2 separate regions of the Homo sapiens genome follow, and region 2 is linked to region 1. A link is a contact called in ENCODE Hi-C data. All regions are on one chromosome and are shown on one strand. Each heading gives the region's core, a stretch centred on a gene start or an enhancer-like site at or near the end of the contact. The rest is flanking DNA. Distances are from core to core; before and after follow the strand shown. Region 1 holds the start of USH1C (USH1 protein network component harmonin). Region 2 holds the start of SAA1 (serum amyloid A1).

Region 1 (2,700 bases), core at 103-2,602:
GCAGAGGGGTGTTTAGGTGCCCCAGAGTTACAATTGTAAGTGGTTACCTGATGTAAGCTGCTGTCCATCTCCTTGCCCCTGCCCTTGACAGGGCACAAAGGGCTCAGGTGCCTCCCTGGGTTAAGTTCAGGCACAAGCCCCATACTTAGCCTCTGATTTACACATTTTTATCACCCCTCTCCTAGCCCCTCTTTCCTTTCATCTCTTTCCAGGCCTGGTTCATCATTGTCTTTGATGAATCTTTCCTTTCATTCCTTTCCAGGCCTGGTTCATCATTGTCTTTGCACCAAGCACTAGACCTAGGAGTTAAGCAAATGCTGACCAAATTGAATTAAATGAACCAGAGGGTCTGGGCCCTGGGTGAAGGTCAGCCATAGATCAAAATGTCACTGCCAGGCTCTGCCAGGCTTCGATGGATATGTGAGTGTGTTGGGTTTGGGTTTTGTTTTGTCTTGTTTTGTTGGGGGTGGAGGTGTTAGGGAAGGTGGGAGGGGAAATCAGTTGAGGGGGGCACTCTCACACACACTGATTCAGACCCCTGCGGCCCACAGTAAAACCCAGCCCTGTCCCCAAGGAATTCACAGAACAAGGATTGATTTCTCCCTGGTGGAAAAGTGCAGGAGGAAGCCAGGACTGAAGGTACGCTGGAGGTGAGGGCGTAGCAAGGGCTGACAGTCCAGGAGGGCCATGAACCTCGACAAGAGTATCCAGAGAAGGCCGGGCGCGGTGGCCCGCGCCTGTAATCCCAGCACTTTGGGAGGCCGAGGTGGGCAGATCACGAGGTCAGGAGATCGAGACCTTCCTGGCGAACACGGTGAAACCCCGTCTCTACTAAAAATACAAAAAAAAAAAATTAGCCGGGCGTGGTGGCGGGCGCCTGTAGTCCCAGCTACTCGGGAGGCTGAGGCAGGAGAATGGCGTGAACCCGGGAGGCGGAGCTTGCAGTGAGCCAAGATCATGCCACTGCACTGTAGCCTGGGCGACAGAGCGAGACTCCGTCTCGGGGGGGAAAAAAAAAGAATATCCAGAGAAAACGGACTAGATTGCCCCGCCCCCCGCCCGTGTAAATAGTTTCCGTATCTCTCTATTCCGGTCCCCACAAAAAAGTCCCAAACCTCCTCCCTACGTCTCCACGATCTTCTTCCTCAAACGCATGTGTTCAGGTACCACTTCCAGAGAAATACCAGCTTGAAGCCCAGCTACTGCCACCTCAGGCCCATAGGCACACTGGGGCCCATTTGCTCCCAGGCTTCAGTGGGAGGCGACGACTCAGCACCTTCGACTCCAGCCTCGCAGCGGCCCCGCCCCACAGAGGCCTGGCCCCGCCCCTCCGCGCTCAGGCCCCGCCCCCAGCTCCGAGGGCGGCTGGCCCGGTCGCGGTCGCGGCTCTTTCCAGCTCCTGGCAGCCGGGCACCCGAAGGAACGGGTCGTGCAACGACGCAGCTGGACCTGGCCCAGCCATGGACCGAAAAGTGGCCCGAGAATTCCGGCATAAGGTCAGAGCTGCAGGGCGCCCCAGGCTTCTGGGACTCCGGAGTCCTGGGCGCGGTGGGTAGGGGGTGGACACCCCGGCACTGCCCCTCCCTTTTCCGGCCCCACCTGATGGCTCTGGTTGGGCTGGGACACCCGAGGGTCGTCTGGCTGGCAGCAGGGATCCCCAGTAAAGTGAGGGAGGGAATGCGGGGACTCCCGGCTCAAGGACTGCTAAACGAGTCGATCTTCTGCCAGCCTTTCTCCCTCTGCCTTCCAGGGGCAGGGACGTCTCTGGGGTTTGAATTCCTTCCAGTCTTGGCCGCTTTTCTGAGGTGCCCCCTTTGTGGGCAAGCCCCTCTCCTTCCTAGTGCCCCCAGCTCAGGGCTGTTGAGGCATGTGGAGACAGTCTGGGGCAGTATCTGAGAGGTGAGGGTTGGGAGAAGGGAAACTAGACGTCTCTCTCTCTGCCTTTTGACCTCAGAACATGAGTTAGAAGCATTTCAGCCCTGCCTGCCTAAGGGCGTTTCTTAGGGTCTGAGAAGTAGCTGAGGAGCTGGTGCTGACCCGGGTGCGGTGGGGAGGAAGGGAGGAGGTACTGAGGGCGTCGGAGCTGGGCTCTGGCCGGCCAGATCCTTCAGGCAGAGCCGGGTCCACCCTGGTGTGTCCCAGTGAGGGGCCTCACTGGTGGTCTGGGATTCTCAAGGACCATCTCTGGAAGTGGCCAGGTTTCACACAGGGCATTTCGAGAATGATTCACAAAGCTGTGCAGAATCTGCTGAGGCCCTGAGACCAGAGAGGGCCATCAAAGAGATCCAGCCTACTTCCCCACCAAGTCTTAGGATGCCTCTGAGTCTGGGGATGAAGCCGCTTGGGGGGGGTGGGTGGTATCTGGAGCTCCCCACAGGCCCTGCCTGAGGGGCAGGTAACTATTGATAACTTAACTATTGATAACTGTGTGACCCAAGGCTCTCCCAAAGACCCCAGGGGCAGTGTCTTTAGACCAAGCCAAACCTCTTCCTGGTTTGAGAGCTGAGCTCAGGTAGGGCAGGTCAGGGTGCTTAACTCCTTCCTTCCCATAAAGAGGCCCATAGGAGCCCAAGGAGCTAGCCAGTGTAGGGGCCACAGGGGCTTGGGGCCAAGGGCCCGGGGTCAGTTATTCATTTAATAAGCATGTTTTGAGCATCCTCTCAGCCATACCCAGTCTGTGCCCTTTGCTGGTGGTGTAGG
Region 2 (2,700 bases), core at 126-2,625, 720 kb before region 1:
GGAAGGGAGCCCCTGACAGAGCGAGGCTAAAGAGCCCTGTACATTATCCAACTAGGAAATCGAAGGAGGAAGGAGAAAGAAGACAGAAGAGTCAACAGCCTTAGTCATACTCCTATGCGATTTATGCTGAGGGACATTTTATACCCATTGCAGGCCTTATTTTGCATCTTCTACGCAAAACAAACAGCTCAGGTGCTCCTGGAAAGGATGATTGTTCTTTCTCTGAGTAACTGACAACAATCCTCGACTCTCTAATCTGTTTAGCAGCTCCCCAGGCACATTGGGCAGCACAACCTAAGGCAGCGGCTCAAATCTTAAGGAAGCCCAAAAATACCCCGTGTGCGTTGTTACTGGATGCCCCGTCCCTTACGGCTCAGGAGATGTGTTTTTGATACACCTTGCAGCGGCTTCTGAAATGTGATCCATCCACTTAACACATCCTGAGAAGCTGCACTACGGGGAAAGGGGATATTCCCAGCAGCTCTGAAAGACTCGAGACAGGCAACCCAGCAAACCCTAGTTCCTGGCAGGCCTCAGCAACGCAGACACTAGCAACTCTGTGGTTCAAAAGCAGCCTTCCGAAAGCATCATTTTCCCCAGTTTATCAGGTCCAGGGTGATGTTTCTCTTCAGAAATCCTGCAAACCTTCTGAAGCCTTACCATCAAAAGCCTCGCCAAGGAACGAAAAGAAGCTTCGGCTGCTGACACCCAGGACCAAGGAGCAGAAAACCAGGCCCGTGAGAAGCTTCATGGTGCTGAAATGAAAGGAGAAGTCAGGCAGTCGCCCACAAGACTGGCACAGCTTCCCTTGGGACTTATATTCCGACGAGAGCCTGGTTATTTCCACTGGATCTTATTAGAGTCTCAGTGGCTCATCTAGGAAACCTTGCAGCAGGACCTCACTCAGAGCCAGAAGCCCTCGGTTCTGAACCCATCAGCCCTGAAGCCTGACTGCATAAGAGGATGCCAACGTGGCACTGATGGAGGAAGGCAGGAGTTACCACCAGACTGTCACTCCCTCAAGTAGCCTATAATTCCCCATAACGCATTTACCGTGTGTTCCCTCTGCCCCGCACAGAACTCAACATGGGATAAACACAAAGCAGGATCATTATTTTTTATTCTTAAAGCCTTTAGCACCTGGTATTCCCAGGTGTTCTCCCATCCAAGTACTACCAGGCCCGACCCTGCTTACCTCTCTAGATCAGAGGAGATAAGACACCTTCAGAATGGTATGGCTGTATGCCCCAGGATAACTATTTTTTTTAAAGGAAATGATAATCTTGTTGGGAAAGAGAAAACAGAGTAAGTTTTAAAAATCACTCCTTGGTGTGCTCCTCACCTGATCTGTGCTGTAGCTGAGCTGCGGGTCCCTGCCTGCCAGGGAGCGGTGGCTGCTATTTATACTGAGCCTTCCCTGCTGGTTTCTTGGGAGCGAAGAAAAGCTGGATGTGGTCCCTGGGGAAAGTCCCTGCAGGTCATTTCCCCTACAAAACGGTCTAAGACAAGTTCCTGGATGCCAGTGGTTTCTTCATCCCGGGTCATTTATCCCAGTTGTGCAACCTGAGGGAACAAGATGTGCCTGGCAGCTGTCAGGGCAGGAGACCAGCTCTGCTCCTCAGCATTGAGGGGGCTGAGGCTGCGGAGTTGAGAGTGGGAGCCCCGTGATGGCGGCACCTGGGCTGCTGGAAGGTGTGAAGTGAGGGCAGCTTTGAAGCCAGCTCCTGACTCTACCAGTCATTTCCTCAGGATGGGCTCTGCTGGGCCACATGGCAGATGCCTCTGAAATGAAGTCCCTCTGAGTTCATATCTAAAGCTTCAAAGCTGACAGACTAGGTCCAGCACAGTGGCTCACTCCTATAATCCCAATGCTTTTGGAGGCCAAGGCAGGAGGATCACTTGGGGTCAAGAGTTTAAGATCACTCTGTGCAAAACTGTAAGATCTTGTCTCTACGAAATATAAAAATAAATGGACCGGGTGTGGTAGTGTGCACCTGCAGTCCCAGCTACTCAAGAGGCTGAAGCGGAAGGATTGTGGGAGACCCAGGAGGTCAAGGCTGCAGTGAGCTATAATCACGCCACTGCACTCCAGCCTGGTTAACAGAGCAAGACCCTGTGTCTAAAAGAAAACAAAATAAAACTAGCAGCCTACCCCTGCCATGTCTCATGTGTGCCCTGGAAGGCTCCTTCCACCCCTCAGTCTAGATATCCAGAGATTTACCTCCTCAGCACAGAAAAGCCCTGCTCAGCTGGCCTAGTCAATTAGGAAATTAGGAAGGAAGGAAGTGGTCAGTACCAGAGCCCAGCAGGGCTGAGGCCAGGACATGCAGAGAGGCTGGTGGATATAGCAGCAACTGTGGTTTCTTCTTCTCCAGTCCGTTTTCACTCTTTTATTTTTTCTTTCTTTCCTTCCTTCCTTCATTTCTTCCTTCCTCTCTCTTTCTCCTTCCTTCCTTCCTTACTCCCTCTCTGTCTTCCTCCTTCCTTCTTCTCTCTTCCTCCTTCCTTCCTCTCTCTCTTCCTTCCTTCTTTCCCTCCTTTCTTCCTCTTTCCCTCCCTCCCTTCCCTCCCTCCCTCCTTCCTTCCTTCTTTTCTTCCTCCCTTCTTCTCTTCCTCCCTTCCTTCCTCTCTCTTTCTCCTTCCTTCCTCTCTCTTTCTCCTTCCTTCCTTCCTCTCTCTTTCTTTCCTCTTTTCTTTTCT

Evidence for each region. Hi-C counts contacts between places; a loop is a spot of excess contacts on that map.
Region 2: a map of psoas muscle shows a loop between it and region 1 (6-fold over the local background). The contact joins the promoter of SAA1 here to the promoter of USH1C in region 1. A Hi-C loop is called at or near these places in 1 of 168 maps with a recorded cell type or tissue (psoas muscle).

The regions. Positions count from the first base shown.
Region 1 is chr11:17,543,068-17,545,767 of GRCh38, reverse strand. It overlaps USH1C (USH1 protein network component harmonin), which reads left to right and starts at 1,352. Exons shown (of 27, transcript NM_153676.4): 1 at 1,352-1,496. The coding sequence starts at 1,461.
Region 2 is chr11:18,264,939-18,267,638 of GRCh38, reverse strand. SAA1 (serum amyloid A1) reads right to left here and starts at 1,375. Exons shown (of 4, transcript NM_199161.5): 1 at 1,343-1,375; 2 at 661-755. The coding sequence starts at 751. It also overlaps the pseudogene RNA5SP334.